Linked DNA regions of Homo sapiens: regions 1 and 2 are each linked to region 3. The links are chromatin loops, found by intact Hi-C in ENCODE. Cell type or tissue: chondrocyte. All regions are shown on one strand.

Region 1 (8,000 bases), 250 kb before region 3:
AGAAAAAAAACCTTACAGGAGAGAGAATGACAGAGGGGACAGAGGAAGTCAAAGAGAGAGAGTCAAAGAGAGAGAGAGAGAGAGAGAGAGAAAGAGAGAGCCAAAGAGAGAGAGAGAAAGAGAGAAACAGAGAGAGACAAAGAGAGAGGGAGAGGCAAAGGGAGAGAAAGAGGACAAAACAAATGTTTCCAATTAAAAATAGGTCATCTCAAAAGAGAATGTCCCAAATAGGAAAAAGAACAAAAGTCATATATAAAAGCAAATCAGCTAATATTAAATTTCTGTTAATTCTGGAAGCAGGGACAAATCTATTAGGAAGAAATTTAATGCTAGAACTAGGCTTAGGCCTCCAAATCAATCATGGAAAATTCCACCTCTCCCTATTGCTCACCACTGCAGATGAAGAACACATTCATCCCAAGATATGGCCAAAAGACAGGAATTGAGGAAAGTTACAGATTCCTCCAGTTTATGTTTACTTAAAAACCCCTGGGGGAATAGTAAAGAGAAAGCAATGTACCCTATTCCTTTAAAAGCCAGGGTAAATTTAAAACCTATAATTGATAATTGAATGTCTTCTCCGTGTGGGCTTCTTAACCCTGTATGTCTCCCTATAACACTCCAATACTGCCTGTAAAGAAGCCAGATGGGTCATACCACTTAGTGCAAGACCTTAGAGCTATTAATCAAATAGTCCAAACTACCCACCTTGTTGTTCCCAATCCTTATACTATTATCGGTAGGATCCCCAGTCACCACTGGTTTACAGTAGTAGATTTAAAAGATGCCTTCTGGACTTGGTTGTTGGCAGAGGACAGCCAGGATCTATTTGCCTTTGAGTGAGAAGATCCTCACTCTGGTCGAAAATAGCAAGACCAATAGACAGTCTTACCCCAAGGGTTTACAGAATCTCCAAATTTATTTAGTCAAATATTAGAACAAGTCATTTAATTGCAAAGACAAACAGAGAATTGAGCTTAAGAGATTGAAGGTATCATATCCTTGCCTCTGCCGGAGACAAACAAGAACTTCGAAAATTTTAGGATTGGTCGGGTACTGTTGTCTATGGATAGACTCTTATATCCTAAAAACAAAACCCTTATATAAAAAAAGCTCACGCAAGACGAGCCAAACCCCCTCATTTGGCAATTACCAGAAAGCCAATAGGTGGAAAGATTAAAACATCTGTTAGTAACTGCCCGTGTCCTAGCTTTACCCTCCTTAAGCAGCCATTCTATTTTTTGGTCAGTGTAAACAAGGGCATAGCCTTAGATGTACATGCCCAAAAGCACGGAGGCCACTGACAACCCATAGCCTTCCTATAAAAATCCTTCATCCAGTAACCCACAGATTTGCCCAAATGCATTCAATCTGTAGTGAATTTGCTAACAGAAGAAAGTAGAAAAATAACTTTTAGAGGAAACCTCATTGTGAGCACACCTCACCAGGTCAGAACTATCCTAAGTCAAAAAAGCAAAAAGGTAGCTTACTGACTCAAGAATCTCAAAGTATGAGGCTATTCTGTTATGAAAAGATGATATAACATTAACAACTGATAATTCACTTAACCCGGCAGGTTTCCTAATAGCAGATCTAAATCTAAAGAGAGAGCACACATGAAGATGTATGGTTATCCTTTCATGCTCCTATAAAGTAATCTAGAATGAATGGAGTCAGGAGTCATGGATTCTAATATGGACTCATAAGTAAGCTATATCCTTAAAACCTGAATCAGAAAGAAATTTTGTAAGAGATATATACTCTAGAGCATAAGGAATTTCTTTTTTCTAAAACTTATTTAGAAATGTTGGCTTTCCCTGCACTTCAAGGTGCCTGTGTAGAGCTATGAAGGCATCCAGAAAGGAACATTCAATGAGATGGATCAACAAGGTTGTGAAATGAAAAAAAAAAATAATCTCCTTAGCTCAGACTTAAGCCCTGACCAGCACAGGGGAGAAAGAAGTAAGTTTCCCTCTACTCTTCATATTTCTTAATTGGGACAGATCCTTATAACCAAAGACAAATTAACAAGAGGAAAAAAAGTTTATTATCTTATATATCTCATGTATACACGGGAGATAAAGAAATGAGAAAATCTCAAAAAGGTGGCTTTGAATTCAGCCTTAAATACCATCTTTAGCTGAAAGAAAGGTGTTTATGGTACTAGTTATGGGGAGGTGACCAGGAAAAGCAGAGTAAACCAATGTAAGTTTTGTTAGTGTTAGATATGAGTTCTAAATTTCTCTTCAAGGAATCAATATGTCAGTATGTTCAATTATTTGTCTTCTACTTTTAAACTTAACTTCCTCATAAAGCAACCTTTTTCGATGACCTGCTCCACCCTAACTCATTCCCATTACCAGTTCCACCCCGACTCATTCCAATTCCCTGCTCCACTCTGACTCATTCCGATTACCTGCTCCACTCTGACTCATTCTGATTGCCTACTCCACCCTGACTCATTCCAATTACCTGCTCATTCTCCGCCCAGACTCATTCTGATTTCCTGCTCTGCCATAACCATTTTTCCCGCCAAACAACTTACCCAGTCACTCTCTTTAAATTAGCCAGTCGGAATTAGTTTAGCCTCTGCGGTCTAACCCTAGCCAATAGAGGAACAACACAGCAGCAGGGGCCATGTGTGTCAGGGATAAGAACCCCTTCCCCTCCCTTGTCCAAGTGTGCGCTCACCATTGCTCCATCTGTAAGGGCGCACCCTTCTATAGAAGCACATTGCCTTGCTGAGAATTAAAAAGAAAATTTTATATTTGAGTGCATTTCTTTTGTGGCACTGAAACTTTATTTATTACATTGGGCAGATTTAAGTCAGTGCCTTCTTCATAGGTAAGAATGTCTAGTGATTTAGAGCCATCTTTCTCTTGCTAGTGCAAAGAGGAAACTCCCTTACAAATGGAGATTTCCCTTATAGATGTAAATTTCTCTTACAAATGGTAACTTCTGCTCTGTTTTTAAGCTTCTCCTGTGTCTATAGTTTCTCCAAAGAATTAACTCAAAATAATTCTTAAGCCAAAGAAGCATATTTTGGGGTGGCATATTCTGGTCTCCAACACTAAGACCCACTTTCTGATAATAATAAGAGATAATTTCTTATTAAACATACTTTAGGTCAATGTTTAGAGGTCTTTTGAGAGCCATGGAAAGGATACACATATTAAAGTTTCTGAGAAGGCTTAACTTTAAGTAACCTATTTTACTTTATTTTTTAAAAGCTGCTTTTGAGTATGATTAGTCTTCTTGACATCAATTCCTTAAGATAAAGGAGCTTCCCAAATGGTGTAGTTTCCCCAATAATCAGGAGTGGCTCAGATATCAATCAAGATCAAGACATTTTTTAAAAAACATTTTCATTCACGTAGGGGGTTCTAGAAATCTGCGGGCTGGGCTGATCAAGAAAAAACATGTGACCACGAGGTGGCAGTAGCACACACATCTTTACTGAGCAGCACTTCACTTTGACGGATTTACATGGTGAGGAAGTCCCTCACAGCAGGAGTCTATCTGGAGGCTACAGCTTGATAACTACTCACAAAGGGAGGAGAGCAAGGGAACTCTAGAGGAAGAGGGAAATTAAATAGGTGGTTATGTGTCTAGGCAATGTCAGCAGCACAACAGGGACTCTCCAAATACAGAGTTCCAAAGGGACTGTAGCTTACGGTCTTTATGGCTCCAGGCTTATCTTACAATTTGCTAGCAGACATTGGGCACAGTTTCACAGAATATTCGAAACAGGCAGGCTCTAAATGGCTAAAAATGTGCTATTTGGTGTTTGTTTCAAACAGTTGGATGTGTAAATATTAGAATTTGCTCTGCTGCTCAGCCTGCACTAAAGAAATATTAAATAGCCAAGTGATCAATATACAGAAGCTATCTGTCTTAGTCTATTTGTGCTGCTATAACAAAATACTACAGACTGGGTGATTTATAATGAACAGAAATGTATTTGCCTCATTATTCTGGAGGCTGGGAAGTTCACGATTGAGGGTCCACATATAGTGAGAGCCTCGTTGCTGTGTCATAACATGGTGAGAGAGAGAGAGAGAAAGAAGGAAGCCAAACTCATCCTTTTATTAGGAACACACCCCCTTGATAACCAACCAAATAACAGCATTAATCCACTCATGAGGGCAAAGCCTTCATAACCTAATCACCTCTTAAAGGTGCCACCTCTAAAAACTGTTGCACTAGGGATTAAGTTTCCAGCACATGAAATTGGAGGACACATTCAAACTATAGCATTATCTTTGGCTCATTTACATCACAAGTCATATCACACTAATAGCCATTAGAAGTAGTTCTAATCTATTTGTCCTAAACTTATTTCTCCTTCATTTTAAGGTGTCCTGCAAATATACTAGTTCAGATATAACAAGATTTGATGAATCAATCATTAAAAATGGAATGAACAGAGGCTCTGAAGTCAGATCTGGGGTGTGAGTCTAGGAAATTGCTTACCATTTCTTAGTCCCAATGTCTTCCTCTGTGAAATGACAATAATAGTGTCTTGGCTTATGAAGCTGTTGTGAATATTAAATTTGATTATATAAGCAACTAGCTTAGCATTAGTGCTTAATATATTTTCATTTCCTTTTTCTGTTATCATTATTTTGGCTTTATTTATATTTCCTAGTCTTTCTTGGTTCCTCTCAACTCTCTTCACTAAAGACCCTAATATTTGAAGTCAGTCTTCATTGAACAACCCCTTCAGGCACACTGTCTTGAATCAAAGAGATAATTGTAATTGTCACTTTTCTTGACCCTATCCAACAATATCATAAGTTTCTTGAATTGCAGAAATCAAGGTTGCCCAAGGAGTTTCTAGTAGTAGCCACTAAACCTAACCTCAACTCCTTGTACTTGCCATTATTTCATTATTTGAAAGGAGATTTGCACATGTTTATGTGTACTTTCCAGTAAAGGTTCTGATCAGGGTTACAGTTTTGTTGCCCTTCTTAGCTATAGCAGAATATTCAGCTGAGAACAGTTTCTCATGATTCAGAATCCTGCTCTGGGTAATAACTGAGGGCTTAAGACATTTCATCTTTGAATATAACCACAGTTGTTTTCCCCTAAATGTCCTTCCTTTCCTTCCCCCACTGGCACACATCTAACACTTTTCACTCTGGGATATTCCTGTCACTTGGATATTCCTTTTTCAAAAAGAGATTGGTACCCTCTGTATCCATGGAAATTACATTACATCACTCTCTGAAATAAAACTAGTGTCAAAGGAACTTGATAACGTTGCTTAAATTCATCTGGTCAGTTGATTGATCCGGTTTGTTCTCTTTAAGTCATCCTATCTACGACTAAATAAAATGGCCCCTAATCCATTCATTTATTCAAAAATATTTGGAGTGCCTGCTGTGTGCTAGCTACTGTTCTAGGCACTGGGAATATTGAAGTGAATGAGGTAGAAGTCTTGATCTCATGGACTTTAGTTTCTAGTGATGAGAGACTGACAGTAGACAAGTCAACATAAAACTAAACAAGATGGTTTCAACCAAGGATAAATGCCTGAACTGTTGTGTATCTGACAAGGAAGGAAAGAATCAGAGAGGAAACAAAAAGTTTAGAAAATTGCAGGGACTCTACGCCTTTCCCAGAGAAAGTCAAAGTGGGATGTCAGAGGTTATAGGACCCTAGACAGATCTGAAGACTTAGGAAAATAAGATCCATGTCCCTTTCCTGAATAGGGCACAGAAAAGAGGGAAGACTACAGAATTTCCCCCAGGCCCTGCATGTTTCAAGAACAAAAGAAATGTCCATTTCTGATGTCCATGTAGATGGTCTGAGACACCACAAAAATGCAGAGGTGCAGAGAGGGCATTAATATGCCATAGGTCATTGGCAGGCCAAAGAAGCCTTGAAATTGGAGCATGGAGCTTGACCTTGGGAGATGCTTTTTTATTCTACTTTGGAATCTTACTTTAAACCCCAGATGGTGTGATATAGGAAACAACTCCACCATTACAAAAAAATTTACTCCTACATTGTGCATAGTGCTAAAGTAGAATGGAAAACAGAAAAAAAATACTGAAGGATTAAAAGCAACCCTGTGGAAAATTAGAAACAACAGTTGCCCAATTAAACTTCAACTCATGTAGAAGTGCTTGTGAAGTTGACCTTCATAAAGATAGCTGCCTGTACACGTTCCATGATTTTTACAAAGGAAAAGGCGTTTTTTTCCAGTCCCCTTTAGAAGCGCACAAAGCTTTAAATGTACAAACATTTTAAACCACCCACATACACTCCTACCTAGATAATTAATTCTTAAATCCATTAGATTAACTCAACCATGGCCAAGGGTGAATAATTGCTTGTGATTTTACAGATAAACTGAGTTTCTTTGGTGCTGAAGCTAAAATACCATTATTGGAGCAAGGACCCTGGCAGAGGACTGAAAGAGGACAGTGCCTGCACACTGGGAGCTCTGAGTCACTTTCCATACTCTTCCTTTCTTTCTTCTCTCTTGATTCTCTAGTCTTGAAGTCCAGTGAAATAGTATTGCTAAAGTCAAAAATCCTCAGAAAAGCCAACAATATTTACAAGTTTGCAGAGTTAATATGTGTGAGTTTTGTTTGTTTGCAGAAGAAAAAAGATTAAAACATAATAAAAGAAAACAAAAAACCAAACAAATATCCACTCCTGAAGAAATAGGAAATGAATATGATGAGTGGGCAGAACCAAGTCATGGTATCATAAAAATAAAATTTGTTGTATCCTGTAGAAAAGAAAAAGTAAACAATTGGAGAGGACAATGACACTATTGTATGTGAGAAAATACTTAAGTATATATCTTTTTATTCACTATCCTTCATAATCAAGAAGGGCTTTTGAAACACATTTAGTTTTTTTTCTACCTTTGAGCTTATTATTTTTATGGCTAATGATGACTTTTCTAACATTTACAATTTTGTTACACATATTTTGAAGTTGAAAACTCTGGAAATAAAGAAATTAATTTTTAAATATGCTTTTTCAAAAAAGACTCCAACGCATGGTTTAACAACCTTGAAAGACAAGTATGACAGGCTTATAAATATGGAAGAACACCAGTCTTCTATTAGAGATAGCAATAGATTGTGTCATTGTAAAGATAGACACCTGCCTACAAGCTCCGACCCTGGAAGAATTCATTTTCAACCACTGAAAGCAGAGAATTCAACTAGTGAATGTTCGAATCAGCATATGAGAAACATAAATGGAATTTAGTTATGATTTCAGGCCCTTTGCCTCTAGGTGCTTGAAGTACGTACTATGTTCAGGTTTCTACCAATTCTGTGACTTGGCAAAGTCTATCCATTCTTCATAGATTTTACTAGCTCTCCAGAGACTTGACTCATGGTTTCTTCTGCCTCCTAGTCCTGGTAGACTGTGTTGCTTCAGATGCCAAATAGAACTCTTCACTCTTCTCTGGGTTAAAACCATTCCTAGCACACATATTGCAATGACAAGATGCATATATGGGAATCATTAAAAGATCAACATTATTATGGAATATTTAGCTTTCAATTTTCTCTTTCTGTCCTTTTCTCACTTTACCTCCTTCTCTCTTTCAGGAATAAAGTGAATCCCTCTCTATGCCTCATGTAGAACAACTAAACAACTATTTTTATTGCTTAAGAATCCTTTAGGGTCTCGTTCTGCACAGCAATGACTTATTAAAGTATGCCTTCCATACAAGCAATTTGTTCCCCAAAAGAGAACCTCTGGGAGTTAAATTTTCTATCTTACTATATAAATATGCTTTACACATCACTCAAGAGTTTACTAAGCTGCTAGTATCTGCCAGACACTTCCTACTATGTGCTGTTCCCTATTCTAAGCACTGGGGATGTGGCGGGAAAGAAGACAGATAAAGTTGCTGCCCTCATAAAGATGATGTCTCATGTGTATGGGGTGGGGAGGGATGATAGATGACAAACACAGACATCTGCAAACATATGCACAGATATAATGCAGTTCCACATAGCAATCAT
Region 2 (8,000 bases), 99 kb after region 3:
TATCCTGCTTGGATTTTTATTTGAATTTATTAAAATCTATATATCAATTAGGGAATGATTGATATGTTAATTAAGTCTTTCAATCCATGAACAGAGTTATCACTCTTCATTTATTTATTTAGGTCTTTCATTTTTGTTTTGTTCTTTAGTGTTTTTTATTTTTATTTTTTCTTTGAGACAGGGTCTGGCTGTGTCACCAAGGCTGGAGTGCAATGACACAATCACAGCTCACTGCAACCTTAGCCTCCCAAACTCAAACCATCTCCCTATCTCAGCATCCTGAGTAGCCGGGACTACAGGCGTGCACCACTACGCTTGGCTAATTTTTGTATTTTTGGTAGAGACGGGGTTTCACCATGTTGCCCAGGCAGGTAGTGTTTTCTTTAGTGCTCAGCATACATATCCTGGATACTTTTAAGTTAGAGTTATACTTAAATTCTTTCTTTTTGAGGGGACAGGGAACTATTATAAATTGTATAGTTATTAATATTTTTTCCATTTACAACCATACATTGCTAGTGTATAGAAATATGGGACTGGCCACAGTGGCTTATACCTGTAATCCCAGCACTTTGGGAGGCCGAGATAAGAGGATCACTTGAGCCCAGGAGTTCGAGACCAGCCTGGGCAACAAAACAAGGCCCCCATCTCTTCAAAAAATTTTAAAAATTAGCTGGGCATAGTGGCATGCACCTGTAGTCCCAGCTACTCAGGAGGCTGGGGCAAGAAGATCATTTGAGCCCAGAAGTTCTTGGGTCCAGTGAGCTATGATCATGCCACTGCACTCTAGCCTGGGTGACAGAGTGAGATACTGTCAAGAAAGGAAAAAGAGAGACAGAGGGGAAAAGAAAGAAAGAAAGAAAGAGAGAAAGAAAGAAAGAAAGAAAGAAAGAAAGAAAGAAAGAAAGAAAGAAAGAAAGAAAGAGAGAAAGAAAGAGAAAGAAAGAAAGAAAGAAGGAAAAAGAAAGAAAGAAAGAAAGAAAAGAAAGAAAGTGAGAGAGAGAGAAAGAGACAGAAAGAGAAAGAGAAATAAAGAAAGAGAGAAAGAGAAAGGAAAAGAAAAGAAAAGGAAGGAAGGAAGGGGAAGGAAGGAAGGAGAAGGAGAAAGAAAGAAAGAAAGAAAGAAAGAAAGAAAGAAAGAAAGAAAGAAGCAGAAAGAAAGAAAGGAAGGAAGGAGAGAGAAAGAAAGAGAGAGGAAGGAAGGAAAAGAGAACAGAAAAGAAGAAAGGAGGAAAGGAAAGGAAAGAAGGAAAAGAAAAATGAGATGCCACATTTTGTAGTGAAACTTTTTCAGAGGAAAGTATAGAATGGTGATCAGACTCAAAACCACACCACTTAAAGCAATTGGAGAAATTTTAGCTCATACAGGAGACTCAGGGAGATAAAATAGACTATCATGGGTGGCTTCAAATATTTGAAATACTGTGAGTAACTTTACGAGTTATATATGTATTTTAGGAAGATAAAGTCCCAATGAAGTTTAACATTAATAGGAGATTAATAAGAAAATAAGAACTTCAACAACCTAATATTTTAAAAGATCAATCTGTCAAAAACTGAAACTCTCAGAAAATATGAGCTGTGAACATCTTGTCAGACTTTTCCATCAGAAATCAGTCAACAATTAAACAGCCTACACTAACGAATCTGTACTTATGCATTATTATTTATAAAGTCTTTCATATGGACTTGGTATTCTTCAAAAGGAATCTTAATGCTGGGAAGACAGAATCAGAAACTGTGAAGGGTCTGAGGTTTTACCTTACTTGTAAGCTAATAAATCAGCCTGCCACAGTTCCACAGATGCTGGCAGAAGACCCAAGACTCCTGGGTCAAAGACCAAGGCACAGCAAGTAGCCTAAGGATCATGTTTCATGCCAGTTCCCCTTGCCTCTACCTCTGCCAGGCAAGCCAGAGGGCTCCAAGTGGATGCTGCTCACGCAGTGGGTTTGCCTCACAGCTGAGGATCCTTGAGCTTGGGAAACCCAAATCTTTTATGATGGGCAGTAAGCCTGCTTGAACTTTTCGCCCCGAAGAAAATCATTCTTTATGATACTGGGCAGTAAATAACCTTGCTTTTTTTTCTCCAGAGGAAGACACTACCTCCATCTTCCAAGGCTCTTTGCTAACAAACATCCTTGAGAAAACAGTCCAGAACAAAGATGGCCCAACGCCTTTCCTCACAAGACATACAGAAACATGACAGACCCATGGAAAATTGTTGAAAGAGAAGAAGGAAGGAAAACAGGGAGGGAGGGAGGGAGGGAGGGAGGGAGGGAGGGAGGGAGGAAGGAAGGAAGGAAGGAAGGAAGGAACAAAAGAAGGAAGGAAGGGGAAAAAAGGATGAAAGGAAGGAAGGAAGGAAGGAAAGAAGGAAGGAAGGGGAAAAAAGGATGAAAGGAAGGAAGGAAGGGTTTACAGCAGTGGAAAGTTTTTATATACACATGCCAAAGGGAAAAAATTACCTCTAGAAATAAACATTGCCTAAATTGAACTTGTTCATATGTATAGAATAGAATTGATGTGAGACCAGACAGCAATATAGCACAGATCTGTTTATGTATCTGAACAGAAAAATAATAATAGAGAATAGGTTATTCAATGAATGGTTGCTGAAGATACATTTATCTTCAGCTCCATGAACAAGTTCAAACCAGATTATATTATCTCAGATATACACAGTAATAGGGGTCCCCCCTCCCTCTCTGGCTTTTGCAAAAAATGGCAATACAATTGTCCTAAAATCTTTGTAAGATCCAAGCTTGATTCTAAACAGCCTTTATACAGGCAAGACTGGGCATATTTTAAGGCCTGATGGAAATAAAACTAAAGAGATCTATTTAGGATGAAAAATGAGCAGAGGATAAAGGAGCTGTATATAAGCAGCACTGTTGACAATATTTTGCATAGTTAGTGGATACCATACCAGCAATATTGGCAGTGGCAAGAGACCCTTGGCACCAATATTAATATTAATATTAGTACCACTTGTATCAATATGGCAGGGAAGTGTCAGTGTAGACCTCTCCCAGCAGCAGTAATGAAGGCAACTTCACTGAGCTTTACCTAGGTGTTTCATACAGAAGACGAAGATGGCACCACGGCAAACCAAGGTGAAGGAGGAGGTGAATAACAAAGGCTACGGGGGAAGAGATATTTGTAGCAGGAATATCAAGGAGGAGACAAGCGTTCATGCAAAGTGATAGTGGCAGAGCCAAGAAATCTTTCTTTTTTAAAATTGTTATTATTAATTCACTTTGCCCACTTGATTGGTGTAACCTGAGAAACATGGTTTACTTATGAAAGAGTGACCTTGGCTAGGCATGTAGCTCACATTTATAATCGCAGCACTTTGGGAGGCTGAGGTGGGAGGACTGCATGAGCCCAGAAGCTCAAGACCAGCCTAAGCAACATAGAGAGACCCCATCTCTTAAAAAAAAAAATTTAACTAGCTGGACATGGTGGCACTTGCCTATAGTCCCAGCTACTCAAGAGGCTGAGGTGGGAGGATTGCCTGAGCCCAGGAAGTCAAGGCTGCAGTGAGCCATGATCACACCACTGCACTACAGCCTGGATAACAGAACAAGACCCGGTCTCAAAATTAAAATTAAAATTAAATTAAATTAAAAAATGACCTCACAAAAAAAAGAATTTAAAAAAAGGGACATCATTTGTGAACACAGGTATCCTTAATAACAAACCTAGAATCAACCTTATAACATTCTTTTTTTAACCTGCAAGCAAACATCTCCAATTCACAGATACATAAGCATACAATTTTTATGTGTAATATAATTTTTTAGTAATGTGTACATTTATATTAGCATATATCAGAAATCTCTAATATAAAGATAGTGGTATGCATGTGGTTAAAATTCTACCTACAGCTCCCTCCTCTGTTCACTTTCTTTAAATGCAGTTTTTAAAAACTGCATTTTGGAATAATTCATCTTGACAGTATTGTTTTATCCAAAAATTTTCAGTGATTTTTTTTTTGGACAGTGCCACCTTTATTAACCTTTCTCTTTTGCTGACTCAAGAAGCTACGATGTCAGAGCAAGGAGCACAAAATCTACTACAAAATGTATTTAAATTTCCCACATCAAAACCCCCAACATTTATTTGAATCATAGATAAATTTCAAGCCTATACTATTTTTGTTTAAACTAGAAAATTGGGTCATATGATTCAGATATCATTTGTTCAGGCTGACTGTGTGACATGTTTTGCACATAGCTACATACATACTTGGGACATGAATTATGCCAACTGTTGTTCAAACGTTACCCATAGTAACTTTTAAGACAATAAGCAAGGAGAGTCCGGTCTGAAGCTATTGAGTTGGCTGTGCGGGTATTACCACAGTGTCAGAGACATAGCTTGCCATTTTGCCACAAAGAAATTTCATTTGAAGGCCAGGCATGGTGGCTCACACCTTTAATCCCAGCACTATGAGAGGCCAAGGCAGGAGGATCACTTGATTCCAGGAGTTTAAGACCAGCCTGAGCAACGTGGCAAAACCCCGCCTCTACAAAACATACCAAAAAAAAAAAAAAAATTAGCCAGGTATGGTGGCATGCACCTGTGGTCCCAGCTACTCAGGACGTTGAGATGCGAGGATCACTTGAGCCTCCCAAAAAGAAAAAATGAATTAAAAAAAAAGAAAGAAAACTAATTTGAGCAGGAACTCTGTTTTGCTCACAGCAGGTGCCCCATGACTAAAAATAGTAATGAGCACATAATCATTGTTTGATAAATGTTTGTTGAATGAATAAATGAATGATTAAGACCATACAGCAGATTCCCACTGCCTTCAGGGTACAGACAAAACTCTTAATTATTGAATACTTGGTTTGCAAGGGCCTCTGTAACTCTGTCTCTTGAAGGTACCACTAATTTCTGTCCTGGAAAGTAAAATGGCTTTGCTCCACACAGTTCTTGGACATTCCAGAAACACATCTACAATCTCTTGCTTGGTTACTAAAATAGATAGGTCACCACATTGTGAGTAGATTTTACCATATTAATTTTCTGTTAGCAAACTCATTCATAAGCTCTTGTCAGGCTTCTCCAAATATCATCATATCAGGCAGGGGAAGCTAAGTAAGGCTGAGGTAACAAGTAATCCTAAAATCTTAGTGGCCCATAAAAACAGAGGTTAATTTTTCTTGTTTGTGGCATATGTCGATGGCTGATCAGCAGGACGGCTCTGTTCATAATAGAGACACTTAGTGCAGCAGCACCCAGCTGAGGGAACAGAAACCATCTAGAAAGTAGCAATCACAGTGACCTGTGGGCAAGAGTATGGCAGAGTATGTGCAGGCTCCTGAAGCTCTGCCGGTAGTGCCACATGGATGCTTCCGCTCAAAATTTCATTAGCCAAAGCAAGTCATGTGGCCACGCCTGAGATCAAGCAATAGGGCAAGCATGTGTAATTCTCCTGTGAGCAGGCGACACAAATATTGTGAACAGTAACACGTCCTACCCCTGCCGATACACTGCATCATGTCAAGTCAGTAATTTCGTGGCATCTGGTTCTAAACCCATATTATCCTCACAAAGAGTAGGAAGAAAAAGATCAAAATATACCATTTTGTTTTTATTTTGACAATTAGAGAAATATGAGCTAAATGTTATTTTCATTAAAACACAACTTACAAAAACTATTCAAGAATTTAAAGTTTCAGAGTTCCTTCCAAGTTATTGGAGAAGACAAAAGTAAATTAAACTTAAACTTATGTAGCAAAATATCAAAAACAAAAGAAAGAGCAAGGATACATAAAAAATATGAAGCTTAGCAAAAACTAGTGATTACATGTAGCAATTACAACCTCAAACACAAAAGGTATAAAATCTCATAATGAAAGGCAAATACTAGTTAAAGAGTAAGAACCAACCATGTGCTGCTTGAGAGACAAATCTAAAGTAAAATAAAACCAAAAAAACATAAAAATAAAGGAATGGAAGATCCAATTTGTAAACACAAACAGAAAGCTGTCATAATCTGTTTGGACTGCTATAACAAACCACAATATACTGGGTAGCTTAAATAATCAATGTTTATTTCCCAGTTCTAAAGGCTGAGAAGTCCAAGATCAAGGTAACAGCAGATTCAGTGTCTGGGGAGAGACAACTTCTTGATTGAGATAGCCATCTTTTCAGAAGGGATGGGGGAGCTCTCTAAGGTCTTTGTCATAAGGGCACTAATTCCATTTATAAGGGCCTAACCCTCATGACCTAATCACCTTCTAAAGGCCCGACCTCCTAATACCATCATATTGGAGATTAGGATTTCAACATATAAATTCTGTGAAGACACAAACATTCAGTCTATCACAAAAGCCAACAGGGAAATATTAATTCAGGTAGAGTTTAAATCAAAAAGAATTAAATGGAATAAATGGGGTAATATTACAATAAGAAAAATAAAAATTCACAATGGAGAGAAAATAGTTATTAACTAATACATATCAAGTATGTCCCTTACAGAACAGGAGATATAACTTCAGGCCTGTGTGAAGCAAGGGAGTAGAAGTGAACCTCTTGCATAATATCTAGAATATCAGTTTATCCCACTCATGAAAAATGGGGAATTCTTCCAAGAGCACTAGGAGGATATAAATTAGTTTGTGAGCTGCTCAGAAACTTGGAAGAAAATAAAACCCACCTAGAAAAATAGAAAGACCTGTTTAGATTAAGAATCAAAACCTAAGAAAAATATTAAAATTAATCCAGGTAAATAAATTATAGTACCTTCCCATATTGAAATATTATACAGCTATGAGAATGATGATCAACACCACCACACACAAATACAGATGAACCTCACAAGTTCAATGTGGAATGAATGAAGCTATTCAGAAAACCACATGATCGACAATGTTCAAAGGCAGTATGGTGATTACTCTTGTGCAGTGTGAAGGTGGTATTGGCTGAAGGGAATCTCAGTGGGGCTTCTGAGGAGCTGGTGATATTCTATTTCTTGATGTAGGTGCAAGTCACAGAACAGTGTTCACTTTGTGAAAATGCATTAAGCTCTACATTTATATTGTCCTTTTCCATATGGATATTACATTTTATACTTTAGTAAATATGCATATTATATGTTATACTTCAGTTTTAAAAAAAAAGAGAAAAACTGGTGCTGATCTATTGAAACTCAATGAAAAACGAAACCCACTCTCTGGAGACACTTTCACAGCTCAGGGCAATTTTCATTTGTCCTAAATCCAGGACAAATGAAACTCTCTCAGGAAAAAAAAACCATCTTTACCAATGATGAACTCACAAGGAAAAAAATACCAACATTCAAATATGAAAAACACCAACAGCAGTATTGATAAAACAGTACTGTGCAAACAAATTTTTTTATGTTTTTAGGTCCCAAAAAGAACACCAGAAAAACCTGTTGATCAATCAAAACTAAGTTTATTAGGTTTCCTAAAATAACAAAGGACACAAACTTGATAGTCTGAGTAGGGTCTCAGATGAGGAAAATCAAGACAGGATTACTCACAGTATTTGAGGGTCTGGGCAAGATGATTTTAAGGTAGGTCTTGAGAGCAGGAAACTGGTTGGGCTTGGGTAGAATTCATGGCATAACAGCTTTGGATAATCAAACAGTGAGACTAGGATAATGAGGCAAGTTCTTGATAAGTGTTATATGTAAAATGTTTATTTAGAAACAGAATGCTTGTTCCCTGGTGCTCCAAAGAAATAGCACTTGAACATAAATTTAATTGTCTCAGCAAAGCCATTTTTATTTTCTGCAGAAAGGGTGCTCACCACAGATGGAACAATGGTGAGAGGATACCTGAACAAAGGAGGGAAGAAATTTTTATCCCTTACACAGTTTGTCCCTGCTACTGTGTCCTGTCTCCATTGGCTGGAGCCAGACCTCACAATCTAAATTAAAACCCAATTGGCTAACAGTTTAAAACTTTTCTAAATAGGTAAAAGTAACGGAAAGACAAAGGAAAAGACGAAGTTGCTTATGCCAA
Region 3 (8,000 bases):
TTCAGTGCTTTCTTTGTCCTCTTTCCTCAGCTATTATAATTCATCTTTATTATCTTAAAAAGAAGTCTGCATTAGGAAAGGGTGAGAGATAATGAAGTAACAGAAAAATAATCTCAAACACTTTACTATTTAAATAATAAACCTGGGTTATAGCTTATGAAACAGTGCAGTTGACCAGAAGTTCATTTCAATTCCTAATACATTTCTACCTCATAGTCTCGCTATTCTTAAACCACAAATTAATTCATTAGAAGAAGAAACCTAACCATTTCAGTGCGAAAAGTCATCTCCCGTTCCAAAGATGAGAGGTGAGAGAAATGACGATCATTTTCAAAAAGTGTTACTAAATGTAACCTAGAAAAAAATGAAGTATCATATTACAATAAGAACGAGTTTCAAAACTAACAGTAAAATAAGCAATAAGAAAGCCATAAAAAAGAAAACAATAAATTGTTATATTAATTTTATAATTTGCTTACTAACTTGTATGTTTTTCAGCATTTATAATCCAGTATGGCACACACCTGAAATTCCTTAACTCAGTGGTTTTTAAGCTTAACTGTGGCCAGGTACGTTGCCTCATGCCTGTAATCCCAGCACTTTGGGAGCCCGAGGCAGGCAGATCACTTGAGGTGAGGAGTTCGAGACCAGCCTTGCCAACATGATGAAACCCCGTCTGTACTAAAAACACAAAAATTAGCCAGCCATGGTAGTGCATGTCTGTAATCCTGGCTGCTAGGGAGGCTGAGGCAGGAGAATTGCTTGAACCCAGGAGGTGGAGGTTGCAGTAAGCAGAGATCATGCCACTGCACTCCAGCCTGGGCGACAGAGTGAGACTCTGTCTTAAAAAAAACAAACAAAAAAAAACAAAACCTCAATTGTATATCTAAAATTCTTGTGGCTTTTTTCACCCTTCCTTCCATCCCAGGCCTCCAAATCAGAACAGAGGCAGGTTAGTGTTTGTTTTTTAAGTTTCAAGTGATTCTAATGTACTGGCCTTGGGAAATACCTCCATAACTGTTGAAAAGGGTTCAGAATATAATTTTAAGTGAAATTACTTTAGATCAAAGCAGACTTACAATAAGTATAATATCACATAAAGGATAAACTTTCAAGTGCCAAAGAATACAGGTGTGTACTTGAAGACCTTTTAGTAGTGAAACTCAACAGCTGTCGGCAGTGAAGAAAGGAGCATATGTGATAAACAAAATTAGCTATGGTCAACAATTATGCTATAGCTAAGTTATGTAGTCAGACTTTCCAGTGAAGTTGAAAATAAAGCAAAGTTCCATATATTAACCCTGTTTTCCACTAACCCTTCTTTACATGTAGGCCATATGCCAGGGTACCAAAAACTGCAGGAATATTCTCTACCATTGCAGCCTCAGTTCTAACATCAAAATCTCCCTGCAGACTAAACGTCTACAGCAGCACTGTGTCAATAGAACACAGGGGCAGATCTCATACATCCCAAGGGTAGAAATCACTGAGCACAGGTAAAAATAAAATATTCCAGAAGGAAATATTATTTTACAAATTTTTATAAACACTTTTGTAAAATAATGTACACAGGCTTGCACACTGAAAGACTCAGAGCCATTTAACTCTGTACACCCACTGCAGAATCTTTATCTTCTTTTTTACCTGATTTCCAATTGGCAGGTGTTACTAAAACTTTATCACCAAAGTTATTTCACTGGCTGAGTGTTGTGGTTCATGCCTGTAATCCCAACACTTTGGGAGGCCGAGGCAGGTGGATCATTTGAGGCCAGGAGCTTGACACCAGTCTGGCCAACATGGTGAAACCTCGTCTCCACCAAAAATACAACAAATTGGCTGGGTGTGATGGTGCACACCTGTAATCCCAGCTACTTGGAAGGCTGAGGCATGAGGATCACTGGTGCCTGGGAGGCAGAGGTTGCAGTGAGTCAAGATCACGCCACTGCACTCTAGCCTGGGAGACAGAGCAAGACTCTGTCTCAAAAAAAAAAAAAAAGTTATTTCACTAGCAACATATAATTACCATAAAATAAAGGAAGGTTTTAAATGAACTACACATACAAAATACACTAGAAAAGCTAGATATTTAAAGAAACGTGTGGTGAATTATTTGGTAAAGCAAAAATATTTTAATTCATAAGTGACTATTCCCCTAATGCATCTATTTTGTAAATGCTGTTTCACATATGAGGTTTGTAAAAAAGCAAAATACATGTATAAATTGGTGCACATAAAGATGTTCTACAAATATAGCCAGAAGTTATTGTTTTACTGTATGCAAAGAGTGATGGCAATTTTTAATTCAAATGTTTTTAAATATTTCAAACTGAAACTAAATCTTACCAATGTAAAATTGCCACAAAGACAGCTGGAATAAAGAAAAAAAGGAAAGTCATTAATAGCTGCTTTATTATAAAATACCATTAAAACAAGTATTTCAAATGTATTATTTTACATGTCTAGAAAGATAGCACACAAAGCAAGACGGCCAGCTAATCCTGTCTCTAAGAGCATAGGAAAAAATCCAGGACACAAAGCAAATTCTGAACAGAGCTTACCTCTCTGCAGCAGGGCTTGACAAGCAAAGGGAGAAACTTGAGAGGGTTTTTTTACTTCAGGTAATTGGTAAGAGTGATGGAATTATGGATGATTGTGACCTTTTTTGATTTTTTTCAGTATTATTTTCTATTCCTTTATATGAAATTTTTAAAAGAAGTAAGTATATACAGTATGCTTCAGGTAGTTCTAACCAAGACGAACCACTCTAGATCAGTTTCTCTAGCATTCATCAGAAGATGATTAAATGCAGGCAATCACTTCCTCAGCAGCACATCTAAAAGCCCCAATGTGCAGCTCAACCCTTGATGAATTGCAAGCTCTTTCCAAGAGCCCAGACCTAGGAGCTACTAGATGGCCTAGGAGACTAGTCTGGAGTCACCTGTGCCAACGCCCCATGTATACATAAGACTTCACCTGGGAGCTAGGAGACACTGCTCTGGGTATGGAGCTTTTACAGGAGCTGCAAACGCAGCCTGTGCCCGTTTGGTTGGGGAACTGCTTGTTTTCAATTCCTCTGGAGAGAGAAGAGTGGGTAATAGAACAAGTTAAAACACCACAAACTTTGCTTTTCTTATAGAGGTTCAGCATCTTTTCTTGAATTAATGTCCTTTAGATTGTTGTAAACCTTTGGTTAATTTCCAAAGTTTTGAAGAAAATGATTTTGATAATTTTCCAAGTATTTTCATTGTCGTCATGGAGGAGTGCATTTCCTTGGCTATTCCAGAAGTCCCACCTCCCTTCTGAGATTTTATAATGGTATTTCTTATGGTTATCCTAAATATACTTGGCAAGTCATCTTATAAACCACCAATAATAGCCTCTTAAAAACTCAAAAATTACTTCACTTGGCTAACAACATAAATGCAAATTAATTCAATAATTATTGAAGAAATTAAATTTTTAAAAATTAAAAAATTGCAGTGTTGAAATTCTCAACCATGCTTATCCAGATCTTTTCCTATATTACTAACTGTCCTGGGCTTATCTTAAATACTTCTCGGAAGATTTACTTGTTTTATACCAGGATAGGCAAAGTATGGCCCATGGTGCATTTTTGGACTGTATGCAAGCACGGTTGCTATAATTTTTAAAAGGTTGAAAACTTTAAATGGTTGTAAAGATGCTCATTAACTGTTTATTAGGCTTCATTAATTTTAAAATATACAGAGACTATCCTGTTCAACTATATTTGTATCCTATTTCTAATTCTCCCAACAATTATATACACTGGCAAAAACTCTTCAGATGATATATAAGGAAAAGGTCAAATATACTACCAAATTCATCCAGCTTTCCAAAGATGCTCAAAATCTTTCTGTGTCTCTCACTCCCTCCCTTAACCCACATACCACATCTGAAAAAAAATGATATGGTGTAACGATGCCAGTATTCTAAATGCTTGAAGGGCTTATCACATGCCCTTTCCAAGCTGTGACAGAAGAATGTCCCCTGGACCACGGCATCCTATCAATCTCACCTCTGAAGGTGACCCAGCCTCATACTTCACTGAAACAAAGACCATTAGACACCAACACTCCCAACTTCTTTTATTTCCACTTTAACATTTCTCCATATAGTAATCCTCACTTTTCTACTCCCTGCCATCTCAGAAAAGGAATTCTCTCTCCTCTTTTCCACAGTTAGCTTCTCAAATTTGTACCTTTAATTCTACCCCTCCCAAATATTGCAAGACTTGCTCCACTAATTATTTCCTCTCTTGGAATCTTAATCTCATCATCTTCTCTTGATCCTTCCCCTCAGCCTTTAAAACTCCTAGACCTTAAAACACTCTCTGCGATCTGACAGCCCTTCAAACCAATATACTCCCTATCTCTCTCTCTCCCCTGGTTCAATGACAAGATCTTTGGCCAACTTCTTTCTACTCGGACCTTGCTATTATTTCCTACTAGGCACCCACAAACCCTTGCTTGTTAAACTGATCTCCTTCAAGACTCAAGAAAAGCGCCATGCGGCTCCCTCCTAGGGCTCTCCTGCCCTCTCCTCACCGATGCCGAGAGTGGTTCTGCTGGAGAACCGCCGCGCCTGCAGTTCCTGCACCTTTTCCCGGAGCTGCGCCAGGGAATTACGGACGAACTGGAAGGGGCCGAGAAGAAAGGTCTTGGCCACCACCTCTAGCTCCAAGCCTTTTCGCTCTTTCAGACTTTGGATCCTCCCCGGGGAGGACCTCCAGGAGCCCCTTGGCAGTTTCCCGCCGCCTAGGGCCGACTTTTCCATCTCCTCCTCTACCTCCGGCTCCCGGGCGAGGGAGGCCCCGCGCCGCCCCTTAGACTGGCTGCGGCCGGAAGATTGCAGCCGCTTTGAGCTTACTCCTTGTTTTCTCATAATCAAGGAGTATGGTGGAGCTGGGTCAATTTCAGGCACAGCCCAGCCGAGTCAGGCGAGGTCCAGAGAGACCTGACTCGCCTGGCAGCCTCAACGGACTTGTCCCCGCAGCCGTTGCGGACCTCCCGGTCGTCATGGCGACTGTGAAATGTGGGGTGGGGCGCATGCGTTGGAAGCCATTCGCGCGGGCAGTCCCTGAGTGTCCCCTCACGTGCTCCCCAGCGCGAGCAGCACCCCCGCCTCTGCGCTTCCCAGAGCGTGCAGCTTCCGGTGAGGGCAGCCCCACGCACAGCCCCCCACACCCTCCCCAGCGCCTGCAGCCTCCGGTGCGCGCAGGCCCCAAGCCCACATGCGCAGTCCTCACCTTGCGCGCAGCCCCATGTACAGCCCCGGACGGGCTCCCAGCCCCACTGGCGCAGAACCCATCACCGCTTGCCCTTCACGCGCTTCATTGGGAGTGCAGCCCCCACCCCGAGCGCGCAGCTCCACGCAGCCTCTCCACACTCTCCCCAGCGCCTGCAGCACCCCCAGTGCGCACAGCTCTGCCAGTCGCTTCCCCGGGCGCCGCCCCTGCACCACTTCGGCCCATAACCTTGCGGCGACTGTCTGAAGAACTTCCCGTGGTTTCATTCTTTTCTTCGGGTTTAGTCTTAGCTGTGACATTTTAACCAAAAGATTACACGTTAATTAACGAGGTATTAAAGGGAAAGATCTCAGCTGAAAGAAATGACTGTAGGAAGTGTGTCAGGGAAGCCAACGGAACCGCCGGCCCGCCGGCGGTGCGCCCGGCATTAGGAACGTCTCTACTCCCCTACGATCGCTGAGGTATCGGACAGTCAGTGCCCGTTGCCAACGCAGAGGGAACGGGCCGAGACTGCGGGCAACAAGTGGCAGAGCCGGCGTGAGTCCGGTGGGTCTGATCCCAGAGCCTCAGGTTGACGCCACTTCCTTGGCACGGGACAGCGTTTACTGAATCTTAGAGCAAAATGCTTTTCCAATAAGGTTCCTCAGAAGTCATCAGCCCTAGGAGCGGTGTGCTCAAGCGCTTTCAGCACCAGCCAGGACCAACTAAGAGGGGAGCGCTTAGCTCCCAGTCACCGCACAGCCCTACAAGAGGCCAAAGCGGCTGGCACAGATGCACTGGGGCCACTGACATTTTCCATGTCCTCTGTCACGGGCCACATGCTGGAGCCCACACCGCTTCACTTCCCATCTGTTTGATGATGGATCACATTGAACTCCCATACCCTAACTGACCAATCTAAAGCCTGGCTCATTGTGGCCAGGTTAATTTTTCCTGATGCAACACAGCACAAAAATGTTCGTGGCCCACAAATCAAGTCCTAGGCTTGCTCACCAATGCCTTCAATATTTGCCCAATATACCTTTTCAACTTTAATTTCCCACTTCCTCGGGCACAAAATCTTCCATCTCAGTCATTTCAGGTAAAGTCCACAACCTGAGACATCATAACTGCTGAATTCCTTTATTCATGTGGAAAAGCCATCCCTTGGCTTTTGCATCCTTTTCTCCCTGCCCATCTGAATGCTGTCACCTTCCAAGCCCCAGCCCATTTCTCCAGCCCATATTAATTATGCTTTTTCTGAAGGTCTAGAGCACTTAACTGACAGTACTATTTATCTTCTCACTCAGTTAAATTCAGTAAGTGCTACTACTGCTCATTTTTTGTTTTGGGAGATTTTTTTCAAGCAGCATTTCTGCATTCCTGGCATTGTGTTTGGTGCTCAAAATGTTTTCTCACTTAATCATGCAATGACTGTATGCAAATTTTAAAATCAAGCATCAGGATGTAGTTATTTGCCCAAGTTTTAACAGCTAATAAATTCTATCTATCCAATACTGCATTTAAAATACAAAGTATTTACGGTGGTTAAGAAGAATATATTCTTGAATGGCTAGGCAAACTCAAAGCACCTTATTTTAAAATATGACTGTTTTAATGTGTTTTGGAACAATAAGTGAAGTGGAGTGATTGTTTTTCTTTTTGGTCAGTTTGGTTTTTCTGGAGTTTCCAATTGCCTTTTGCATCACTTGGTGTCCTGATGGGATACAAAATGCTCTTACCCATGGTCTAGCCCTTGAAAGTACAAATCTGGTCATTTTTATCATTTAAAAAATTAATCTTTTTATAAGAATGTTCATTGTGCTATTATTTATATCGTTAAAAAATAGAAGTGGCCTCAGTATCAAACACTAAGTTATGAAACATTCATATAGTGAAGCATTACAGCCACTAAAGTCATTTTGCATGGATATTTAATGATATAGGAAAATAGTCATGATATAATGTTAAAGGAAAAAAGAAGCAGGATATATTTTATGATTCATATGTTTAGTAAACACATAAAATTAACTGTGTGCCATGTGCTGCTCTAAATCTTTTACACAGGGGACTCATATAGGAAGATTACCAATGTATGACCTTGAGCTAGTAATTTAGCCACTCTAGGATTAATTTCCTCATCTGAAAAATGAAGACAGTTATATTTGTCTTACTGATGGTATGATTGAATGAATTAATGCTTGTAAAGCATCAAAAACACAGCACATGCTTAAACAAATGTTCCTTTATTATGTTCTAGACCGGCCATCCTATAGTGCAGTAGTGAGGATTTTTAGGTTGGTGCAAAAGTTGTTGCTATTTTTGCCAACACTTCCAATTAATATTTTGCTCACTTGGTTTCTTTGTCATCAAGTGATATGTTAGTAATTATTAAACAGTAATACATGTTTTAGGTTCATTAGTTAACTGAGAGATAGTTGCCTAAATCATTATGTATCTACTCCTACTAAGGAGAGGAGTAGATTTGTGTATAAGAGGGAAATCATGACACTTAGTTTTATGTGCAGTTGAATAGAATCATGGATGTTTTCATGTTTTTACAGCTTCTGTAACAGTGGTCACTTATTTTGACCTCATTATTTTGAATGGTTATTTGAGTCACATTTTAGCTGTATACTAACTAATCACTATAATGACTAATAACTTAAAGCAGTTACGTTGATAATTTAATCTATGATTAATTGACAATTAAAATAGCACATTATAATTAGATAAGATGCAATATATTCTTGCA

Evidence for each region. Peaks named below come from ENCODE experiments on the same cell type or tissue, not always from the same donor. Only the 100,000 strongest peaks of a DNase experiment are listed, where the experiment ranks them.
Region 1: a loop joins it to region 3, with 3.0 times the contacts of the local background. A loop is called at or near these places in 7 of 110 quality-filtered maps.
Region 2: a loop joins it to region 3, with 2.7 times the contacts of the local background. A loop is called at or near these places in 6 of 110 quality-filtered maps.

The regions. Positions count from the first base shown.
Region 1 is chr12:63,416,880-63,424,879 of GRCh38, forward strand. No RefSeq gene overlaps it. Among named protein-coding and RNA genes, the nearest start is that of LINC03056, 47 kb to the left of the region's middle. RefSeq lists an enhancer at 1,625-2,824 and silencers at 3,349-3,398, 3,459-3,518. In chondrocyte, CTCF peaks have their summits at 3,423 (motif pointing right) and 3,642; no DNase peak of the experiment used is centred here.
Region 2 is chr12:63,762,810-63,770,809 of GRCh38, forward strand. No RefSeq gene overlaps it. Among named protein-coding and RNA genes, the nearest start is that of RXYLT1, 13 kb to the right of the region's middle. In chondrocyte, CTCF peaks have their summits at 3,886 and 4,086; no DNase peak of the experiment used is centred here.
Region 3 is chr12:63,663,492-63,671,491 of GRCh38, forward strand. DPY19L2 (dpy-19 like 2) reads right to left here and starts at 5,002. Exons shown (of 22, transcript NM_173812.5): 1 at 4,566-5,002; 2 at 2,344-2,368; 3 at 267-354. The coding sequence starts at 4,902. RefSeq lists enhancers at 4,899-4,958, 5,408-5,909, 5,910-6,409. In chondrocyte, CTCF peaks have their summits at 4,681, 4,881 and 5,081; a DNase peak (open chromatin) is centred at 5,110.